Linked DNA regions of Homo sapiens: region 1 is linked to region 2. Evidence: chromatin loops called from intact Hi-C (ENCODE). Cell type or tissue: ascending aorta. All regions are shown on one strand. Links, peaks and the distances in the headings refer to the core of each region. The heading gives the core; the rest is flanking DNA.

The links. Hi-C counts contacts between places; a loop is a spot of excess contacts. Peaks named below come from ENCODE experiments on the same cell type or tissue, not always from the same donor. Only the 100,000 strongest peaks of a DNase experiment are listed, where the experiment ranks them.
Region 1: a loop joins it to region 2, with 8 times the contacts of the local background. A loop is called at or near these places in 2 of 110 quality-filtered maps.

The regions. Positions count from the first base shown.
Region 1 is chrX:155,878,631-155,884,012 of GRCh38, reverse strand. VAMP7 (vesicle associated membrane protein 7) reads right to left here and starts at 2,668. Exons shown (of 8, transcript NM_005638.6): 1 at 2,565-2,668. In ascending aorta, for the core only: no CTCF peak of the experiment used is centred there; a DNase peak (open chromatin) is centred at 2,732; H3K4me3 peaks cover 2,162 bases; H3K27ac peaks cover 1,245 bases.
Region 2 is chrX:155,764,989-155,770,370 of GRCh38, reverse strand. SPRY3 (sprouty RTK signaling antagonist 3) reads right to left here. Exons shown (of 3, transcript NM_001304990.2): 2 at 2,235-2,409. Among named protein-coding and RNA genes, the nearest start is that of VAMP7, 110 kb to the left of the region's middle. In ascending aorta, for the core only: no CTCF peak of the experiment used is centred there; DNase peaks (open chromatin) are centred at 1,829 and 2,800; H3K4me3 peaks cover 1,952 bases; H3K27ac peaks cover 1,542 bases.

The DNA of each region.
Region 1 (5,382 bases), core at 131-5,130, 110 kb before region 2:
TGGCCGGGCATGGTGGCTCATGCCTGTAATCCCAGCACTTTGGGAGGCCGAGGTGGATCACCTGAGGTCAGGAGTTCGAGACCAGCCTGACCAAAAATGGTGAAATCCCGTCTCTACTAAAAATACAAAAAAAAATTAGTCAGGCGTGGTGGTGTGCACCTGTAATCCCAGCTACTCAGGGGGCTGAGGCAGGAGAATTGCTTGAACCTGGGAGGCGGAGGTTGCAGTGAGCCGAGATCGCGCCGCTGCACTCCAGCCCAGGCAACGGAGTGAGACTCCGTCTCAAAAAAAAAAAAAAAAAAAAAGATGTGTTTCTACCAAGTAGAAACCAAATGATACCAAAACATGCTGTGTGAACAGAGGTTATACAACTGTTCAAATAAAGTAGTAGAATTAACTCATTACATAGCACATGGTGATAGTCAATGCAAAATCTTTAAAAAGTATTCTGTATCATTATATTATTGCAGTAGGATCTATTACATTAATTCTTGCAAGAGTTCATTGGCAGAATGTTTCATAGGAAATATAAAAAGGAAATTAATTTTTTTCCACCCCTGTATCATGAGCAGATTATTAAATTAACTGGCCCACCAAATTAATGGAGGGAGGTACACAAGGTGCTTGGGAAGAGATGGGAGATCCTTTTAGGAGGGATGGATGGAAGAAGAGAAGGCACTGAGAGCAAGGTAAAGAAGGTACATAAGCTAGCCTGATAAGATGGAATGGTCCACCTTTGGTGAATGAGAAGGTTGAGGAATACGGCTGATGGCCTTACATAAAGAAGGCCTTGTATAAATCATGTCATTTAAATTTGATCAAATAGGGAGTCTATTTCAGTTCAACACGTATATACTGGTGGGTTACTATATGACAGTCAAAGTAGACACTAGAGGTATAAAGTTAAGGAAGAAGGGACTCCTATACTTGAGGGAGCCATAGAACAATGGGGAAGACAGATATAAATAAATGCAATAAAGTATAATAAGTGAATAATCTAAGAATGTCCGCAATTGCTCAGGAAATGTCTTAATGTTTTGTGATGATCTCACCTCGGATGAAGAACAGGAATGCAGGTGTCAGCCTATGCCTTAGAAATTTCCTCAGTATACTGTTAGGATTATTTCTCCTTGGAAGAGAGGTCAAAGTGTCTATTTTACCCTATTTTCCCAGTGCTCAGCACAGTGCCTACCATCTAATATTCCCTCAAATATCTGTTGAATAAATGAGTGAACATTGAGCATATTTTGGTTTTAAAATATACTATAAATGGTAGATAACTTTATATTCAGAAGGACCTGGTAAGAATAATATTTTCACAACCAAACTATCTTTCTAAGTAAGATAAAGCAGTTGAGCTAATAGTAATCCAATCCCCCACTCTTCTCTCTGGGTCTTAGAAGGAATAAACCAACTACAGATAAACCATGAATTCTGATGCAATAACCTTGGAGGAGATAGAAGAATGAAGAATAAACACTGCTTAGACAGGGGAAAAGAAGAGGTGTTTACGAAAAGTCATGTTACAGATCAAGATTATTCCTGTTGGTATTACAACTATTCTTTCTGGACGATGCCCTGACCTCTGACTTTCTTAGGATAGGATCCCATCCTTTCAAGTCAACCACCTGTTTTATTTTGCATTAACCAATATATAACATAATCCTGATTATTCCTGTTTTCCCCTCTAGACACAAACATGTAAGTTCCTGAGAGTAGCAACCTCCTAAGTCTTGTTTACAGCTGTATCCCCTGCACTTAAAAGAGTGTCAAGCATATACCAGCCGTTCAATAAATATTTGTTAAATGTATGAATGGATCTGCTCTCAGCCACAGGTATTCAAAGGGAATTAATATCCTAAACATGACTGTATCCTCTGGGATCAAGGGAGGGATAATGGAGATACAGGTAGTTGAAAGCAATTAATGAGGCCAAATGAAGACAGTTGGTTGGTTGTGAGAGTTATGGGAGACGGAGATGTAAAGCATTTACCAAAGTACGCAGTCAGAATTTGATAAACATTGGCCATTAATAAAAACACCAAACAGGTCTGAAGCTGAGGAAACGGGTCTAGGCAGAAATACAGTCCCTGAACAGAGGAAGAAGGGGACTGTCAATACTGAGCAGTGGAGGAAGGGCGAATAAGGGGCTAGGAACCCACGAAGGAGCATAAACAGCCAGAAGTAGAAGGTGAAGCAGAAAGTGACGTCATCGAACAAGGACGTAGAGAGTTTTTAGAAGACTCTGGCGATCTCAAGAGATTTAAATGCTACAGAAAGGTCTTGTAGAATACAAACTGAGAGAAAGTTAACATTTTTTCCCTCCTGTAATGACAGCTTAAGTGACGCATTCTGACACTCTTTAACTCGAGGCCTTTCCAGTGGCATAAGACGCACCTCGCCAAAACTGGTCCTGCCCGACAACTGGAACTGTCGACACCAGAGAAGCCCAAGTCACCCCTGCACTGCCTCCTCGCTCCACCCCAGCACCTTTCCATCGACACCTCCGCCCTCCCTCCGCAGTTCTCTCCCCGCCTCCCGCAGGCGCACCCCACTCCATTTACCTGTCCGGGCACCCTCTGAGGGCGCGCGGGCTCGGGACGGAGGGACGCGGGTCAGTGCAGGGTCGCCAACTGCCCGCTCCCAGAGGAGGCTGGGACCGGACGCCGCTGACTTCCGCATGAAGCGCCCCGTCTACGCGTGGCCTCTTGGGAGTGGGAGCGCTCCTCCAATGGCAGCAGGCGACACGGCTAGGCCTGCTGCGTTCCCAGCCCCCCGCACTTCCCAGGAGCCGTACTGCATTCTGGGAGTAGTAGTTCCGGTTGGAGTATCACTGAGTGTTTCACGTTCGTTCGACAGCTCTTGTGGTAAACAGCGTCAAATGCCGTATAGGGATCCAGGAAAATGAGAGGATGCAGGCTAGATAAAGAATCTACCAGCAATGAGTAGGCGGCATAAATGAAGAGCCAAGCTTGCCCCGTCTCTCCTGCTTAGTCTCAGTAGGCAGCGTCGCCCGTTTCCTCACAGACAAAATAGAATTCATCTGACAGGAACTGCCTCTACTTTCGCCATGAAATTTTCTAATTTTCTTGTACCCCTCACCAATCCTTTCTCCTATTCTTTTTGCAATAATAATAATAATAAACGACTACTCTCCTTTGATCTAAGCCAGCCCTCTTCCATCTCTATTCCCTGTTGCCGACTCAGAGTCAAGCTCCTCTGATGAACCCTTCCGTTGCATGACTCCTCAACGGCTCTCTGCTAACTCGCTCTTTACTATCAGGACTTAAAGGCTGTCAAAATTTCTCTCATCTAAAACATTCCAAAGTCACCTTTCTTAACCCCATACCCCAAGCCCCCTCATCAAACACAGACCAAACACAGATAAGCTAGTGGTCTTTCTCTCACCTCTCCTTTACAGACAGAATTCTCAACAGTGTTGCTAAAACAAATAGATACTTTTAAGCCATTACCGTATTTCAACTCTGCAGGACTTTAGTTTCATTATTCCTTTTTTTTTTTTTTTTTTTTTTGAGATGGAATCTCACTCTGTTGCCCAGGCTGGAGTGCAGTGCCGCGATCTCGGCTCACTGCCAGCTCCGTCTCCCGGGTTCAAGCGATTCTCCTGCCTCAGTCTCCCAAGCAGTTGGGACTACAGGCGTGCGCCACCACAGGCAGCTAATTTTTTATATTTTTAGTAGAGACGGGGTTTCACCATATTGGCCAGGCTGGTCTCGAACTCCTGACCTCATAATCGACCCGCCTCAGTCTTCCAAAGTATTGGGATTACAGGCATGAGCCACCACACACGGCCCTTATTCCCTCCTTTTTGAACCCCTTTATTCTGTTAGCTCTTTCCAAGAACTACACCCTGCTGGTTCTCCTCCCACCTCTGTGGCAGCTCTTCATTTTCTTTAGAAATGTTCACATTCCATAGGGTTCTGCCCTATGCCATCTTCTCTTCTTACTCTTCACACTCTTCCTGGTGATCTTAATCATTCCCCTTGCTTTATCTCCCCTTTGCAAAGGTTCGCATTTGGTATTAATATCAACTTAATTATATTGTATTCAATATCTATTCTTTAAGAGGCAGCATAGTATCCTAGAAAAAGAATGAGTTTTAGAGTCAGAGAGATCTGAGTTACTAAGCTGTGTGAACTCTAAATATCGCCTCTCTTTAGAGCTTTCAGGACTCTAGCAAAGCCCCCTCTTACTCCATATTCTCTCCTAAAGTAATCTTATTTATACCCTAAAATTTGTAGTGTAATTATCTGGCCATGTAAGATGTGCCTGCTTCCCGTTTGCCTTCCACCATGATTGTAAGTTTCCTGAGGCCTCCCTGTCAGAGGTATGTGAACCAGAACAACTTTGTCTTGAATAGGAGCTGGGTAAAATAAGGCTGAGACCTACTGGGCTGCATTCCCAGACAGTTAAGGCATTCTAAGTCGCAGGATGAGATAGGAGGTCAGCACAAGATACAGGTCATAAAGATCTTGCTGATAAAACAGACTGCAGTAAAGAAGCCAGCCAAAACCCACCAAAACCAAGATGATGACGAGAGTGAATGTACACAGGCTAATTTCCTTAATATGGTTATTTTCAGCATCTAGGGTTACCATAGTGAATGGTGGGGCACTGATAAACATGGCTATCTAGACATTTAGAAATAGCTCCTGTATAAGTGTTCATCCTAGGGCTGGCAAATGCAGACCCTAGAAGGGCAGGCCAGGAAAGCCCTATATTCCAGTGGGACAGCAGAAATATTTGCCTCCTGGCAATTGGATCAAGATTGGATCCTGGCAATTGGATCAGGGTTTGCCTCCTGGCAATTGGATCAGGAATCTGATCCAGTTCTCCCTTGATGGGACTGAAGTAAGTTACTAAATCTTGGAGCCTTAGTTTTCTCCCCTGTAAAATGGAGATAATTCTATCCACCAAGCCCTAGCACGATCAGATGAGATAACAGAGATGAAAGCAGTCTGTTGACTTTTAAAGGGCTGCCAGATGTTCTAAATTATTACTATGCTAGGCAGTGCTGCAAATATGCATCTTAGATTTAGCAGTTTGTCCTCTATCCTACTTATTTTTATTTTATTATAAGTTCTGGGGTACATGTGTAGGATGTGCAGGTTTGTTATACAGGTAAATGTGTGCCATGGTAATTTGCTGCACCTATCAACCCATCACCTAGGTATTAAAGCCCAGCATGCATTAGCTATTTTTCCTGATGCTCTCCCTCCCCCAACCCCACCCCGACAGGCCCCAGTGTGTGTTGTTCTCTTCCCTGTGTCTATGTGTTCGCATTGTTTAGCTCCCACTTACAAGTGAGAACATGCAGTGTTTGATTTTCTGTTCCTGCATTAGTTTGGTGAGGATAATGGC
Region 2 (5,382 bases), core at 296-5,295:
ATTCAAGAAATGCTAATGTTTGTTAATGAAAGAAAATGTATTTTCTCCCTGGAACCTAAAATCTGCCATGTTGAGAATAAAGTTGAAAACTTTCCTATCTAAAGCCCTTCTATGCTAACACCGCAAGACAGTTCTGATTTCTATGGTAAATCCTTTCCGATACAGTATGACTCAACGTTGATTTCAAAGAAGAGTGGAGTGAGGAAGAGGAGATCCTGGCTCTTGTTTTCTCCCAGTCTCACGGGTTCAATGCTGTTTTGTACCCTACTGTGTAACGGCTCTTAGGTGTGTTGCTTTTTTCTATGCTCTGCTGTTATATACACTCCTACTCAGAATAACTGAAAGCAAACATAGGGGGAATTTCTGCTTTGGCTTTATATGTTTTCTTAGTTCTACTGTTCCAAAGTCTGCTCTCTAAAAATCCCTCTCTGTGCAAAAAGCATTTGCATCTCTATCAAAGCACTCCCCCCTTACAAATACCAAGTTGTATATAGTTTACATTACTAACCTCTCTGCCACTGACTGGGCCTCCCTCCTACCGCATACATCTTGTTGGAGCTGCCAGGTTCTCACCACATTTAACTCTTAACTTGTCACTTTGCTACCCTAGTCCTATTCATTACTTTAATGGTTTCATTAAGACTCATAGCAGTTTATTTCAAACCAGGGAGTCTTGCAGTTTTAAGACCTTGAATGTTAAAAGATATAGGTCTTTTAGTGATGAATGATACAGGGAAAATTTGTAATACCAAATGAATTCACATCTAATCCTGAGGAAAATTGTAAGAAGAAGCTGGTTGTTCATCTAAGAAGTAGGATTTTTTTTTTAAAAACTCAAATCCTTTTATATGACACAAGAAATTTAAGGTCTAGTCCTAATGGTAGCTCTACTTTGCTGCGTGGCTGTAGGCAAATGACCTCCGTTCTGGTCCTCAGTTTCTTCATCTGCAAAATAAAAGGAGGGTTTTTAAAGGCCTTTCTTGTCCAGATGCTCTAAATTTTATGTTGGGTTTGTTGGTTGCATTTCTCTGTTTCAAAAGTCTTTAAGGAAGAATTAGTGTCCTTTCCTTTAGGTTCTTTACTTCCTCACTACTCAACTCCTCAACTCTTAATAAATATCTTCAAATCTAAGTCACTCAGATCACTATCTAGACTGTTTCACAGCTAGAGAGACCTAAAAACAGAACACAAAGAGACAAATATATAGAATGTTATAGTAATGTCTTTGTATATGTTTGTTTAGAGGCAAGGAGAGCAAGACCAATATTTCATTGTGGATAAACGGCTAGCCTGTGCCTTATTTGTATTTATGAATGCAGCCGACTTTTTGGGAACATGATTTAACACCTGGTATATCCAAATTCATGTGATAACACATCATGATACAGTGAGGTTTTAATATTACCAGAAAAGCAACAATAGTTTCCATTTCAAAATAGATTTTCTGCTTAAGAGTTCAAGGTCTGTTTTCTGTTCATCCAACTTGGTTTGCAGCATGCAGAGGTGAAGAATGATAATTATAATTAGCTTCATGGAAGTGAGTGTGCAGTAAACCATTGCCCTAGGTCTTATCAAATGCCTATTGGCTAACTAGACGTGCTCACAGGTTCTCACTTTTGACAGAATCTCCATATGCCACACAGAGACATGTGCACACGTACCCAGGCACGGATACAGAGATTTCTAAATCACTGCTCTGACTCAATGTAAGTGGGGGGTTCTGCCGTGTCAGCTTGCGCCATGTCTACCCAGGGCAAGGTGATGTGATGAAATCTGAACGATGCACAGCCCAGACTTGTGAGCCAATAGCAGAGGCTAGCCCCATGCTGACAGGATGCCCGCTGGGCAGCCAGACTGGCCTTAGCACGGGCTCTCTCTCTGTCCTCAGCTTGGGTGGTTAGGCTGCGTTTTGAGGGGTTTAGGCAAGTACCAAAATGCATTTAAAGGTTAACAGGCTAGAAATTAAATTGACATTCGCCTAGAAAAATATTATTTTGAAGTCCTATTTGGATTTACACATTTCCAATGTGGATAGTTTTCTGCGAGAGCCGATTTATTTAAATATAATTTAAAGGGTTTTCATTTTATTTTATCCATGCGCTTGCGCGCGCGCGCCCAAGCGCGCGGCACACACACGCACACAGAGACAGCACAGGATGGCTGGAATGAATGGCAATCTGTGCATTGCATAGAAAGAATTCTGGGTTTTTAAAGAGCTAATTTCTATGGCTTACCTTGAGGAAATGGTTTATCCATGCTGAGAAAAGCAGAAGAACTAATGCCCCATCTGGCTCAAAGGATCTCTTCTCCTCAGTCTTTAGGTTTCTCCACCTCTCTTCGGAAAGTCTGAATGAAAACTCCTTCACTGGCAGGCAGTGGAGCCAGAAACAGAGATAGTTCTGTCTTGTTCTTTGACACAGCAGAGAAAACACAAAACAAAACAAAACAAAACAAAACAAAACAAAAAAACGGGGGAGGGGGCGAGTCAAACCTGTAGTGGCATATACTTTGTATAGATTTTACAGGCAGATCTAAATCTTGATGGACGTATTTCCCAAAGAAAGCTCAGCAGGGTAAGTTGTTCACCTCCTCCTCTTTCTCCTCCTCCTCCTCTCTCTCCTCCTCCTCCTCTCTCTCCTCCTCCTCCTCTTTCTCCTCCTCCTCTTCTTTCTCCTCCTCCTCCGCCTCTTTCTCCTCCCCCTTCTCCTCCTCCTCCTGTTTCTCTTCCCCCTCCCCCTCCAGTATTTTCCTTCCCCTCCTCTTGCCCTCCCCTTTCCCTCCTCCCCTTCTTCCTCCTTTACCTCCTCCCCCTCCTCTTTCGCCTCCGCCTCCGCCTCCACCTTGGTCTCCCTCTCCTCCAATCTGACAGATGAACCGAAGCAGCAGAAACTGCAGTTGTAGACACAGGGTATCTCAACGGAGCAATAGATACCGCCAGTGTGTGATTATTTATATGGCTCAGGGTGTGTTGGTATATAATCTGCAGTGGGGGCAGGGAGTGAGTTGGCAGTGTGTTCAGCTTAGCTAGCTGGCCGTTTTGTGAATGTAGATGATTTCTGGAGGTCTTGTGAATGGGTTATAGGGGAGGATGGGAAAGAAGGGATTTATTGCTCCTCGTTATAATTTCTTTCTCTCCCCCCTCCCCCCGCGTGTCGTTGGCTTTCCCGGAGCTGTAGCTCTTAATGCTTGGCGAAGTGGCGTCATCCAGATGAAATTGAATCGACCCATTAAAACTCCCCATAGGAATCTCTGTATCCGGTCCCTGGGTAATGACTGAAACAAAATTTAAAGGAACGTGGGGGTGGGGTGGAGAGTAACAATTTTAAGGAGGTCTCATTTAAATATCTTTGCCAATCACATTTCTACCAATCTACTCAGCCTGTGCCGAGTGATTGCAGCTTCAATAAGATGAAGAGAAAGAGCTTCTCCTTTGTTTAAGGGTTCCTCCCACCTCTTCCTCATGTGTTCCCACTTTTTCAGCCCATCCATTGCCACTGGGAAACCATTACCCAACCTACTTTCCCTTTAGCATGGCATGCATTCAACAACAAATATTTATTGAGTACCTTCCTTTGTGCTAGGTGTTGTGGATTCCTGCCTTCATGCAGCCTCCCTGGGACTGAAAATAAAGCAGCCTTGGACATTTTCTCTTAAAGCCAAGGACAAAGCTTTCTGTAAATTACCCTCAGTCCACTATTTAATTCAATAGGAAAGGATCTTTCTTCTGGGCATCCAGACAGAAGAACTTGGATGACAGCAGCTTTATATTTAAAATAAAGGAGATCTGATTTCAAGTCCTATTTCAATGGACAAGTGGCAGGAGCTTGGCCATCAGCATTCTTAGGATGCTTTGGTTACCTCATCTATAAAATTGAGATGGTAAATGGTGACAGTTCAGAGTAAAACAAACTGTGTGAGTCAGGAAACTGAGACTCTTAATCTTATTCTGACTCCTTGTGTGACCTTAGCAATTTTCTTCCCCTCTAGAGTGTCAATTTTTACATTAACATGAGGGGATCTGATTAGGTAATTGCTAACGTCCTTTCTACCTCTGACACTCTGTCATTTACCCTCTCTCAGATGTGTTAAGAAGACAAAAGAAATAATGAGATTTAAAAAAGTACGGCTGTGTGGGTCTGCATGCTCCTGTGTGTATGTATGTGTTTAAGGTGCTCCAAACAGTTGTGATGACATGTATGTAGGTATATGTGTGTGTGCATGCGTGCATGCCTGTGTATGTGCGTGTGTGTAATTTCTAAACAAATCCAGCTCTCTTTTCCCATTTGGAATTTCTAGTCAGGAAATCTCCTGTAAATTCTCTTTTGTGATTCACTGTAGGTTCATCTACACTTATTCAACAAATATTTATTGCACATTAACTATGTGTCAAGCACTGTACTAACTAGATTCAGGTCAAATAGATCAGGGTTCAAATTTTTGCTCCTCAACCTGGGAGCTACCTCCCTTGAGGCAATTCAATTAACCTCTCTGGCATATAGCAAGCACCCCATGAATAGTAGCTATGAATGTTAAGAAATTGTTCTTGCTCTAATGTAACCCATAGGAGAGGCAAGAGATGATTTCAATTTGAAGCCCTTTTATGTTTTAAAGTCTAGCTTTAAAGTTGAATAGCTGGGTTGCCTAATTCCTTTCCCTCCTTTACTCTGTGGGCCTATATTAAGGCAACAATGAAAACAATTGGGATTATTCAGCCTTCTTACCTCTTAGGATGATACCCATGACAAAAAAAGTTAAATTGATGATCATTCATTCATTCAACCATGCCTGCTATGGGCCACTCACTAAAGGCTAGTAATTCAACAGCTAGATTTCCTGCGCTCCTGGAATTGACATTCAAGTGGGCAGGGTGACATGTTTACTCTTTGCCAGGTGCTGTTCTATGAATTTTACATGTTTTAACCTATTTAATTCTCACAACAAACCTATGAGGCATATTAATGAATTATACTGATTTTTAAAATGAGAAACCAAGGTCCAAAGACCTTAAGTAACTTGTCCAAGGTTACACAGTTGGCAGTTTGCAGATCTAGGATTTTAACTCAGGCTGACTCAGGCTGTCTCACTCCAGAGCTTGTACTTTTAACCACTATACCACAGTATCCAACCATCTGCAAATCCCTTCAGGGATTTTTGTTCTAACTTTTAAAAATTATTTGGTAAATGCTATGGTCTGAATATTTGTGTCTCTCCAAAATTCCTGTGTTGAAACCTATCTACCAATATGATAATATTAGGAGGTGGGGCCTTTGGGAGGTGACTAAATAATGTATGTGGAGCCCTCATGAATGGGATTAGTTCTCTTATAAAAGAGGCCCCGAAGACCTGCCTTGGCACTTCCATCATGTGAGGACACAGTGAGAA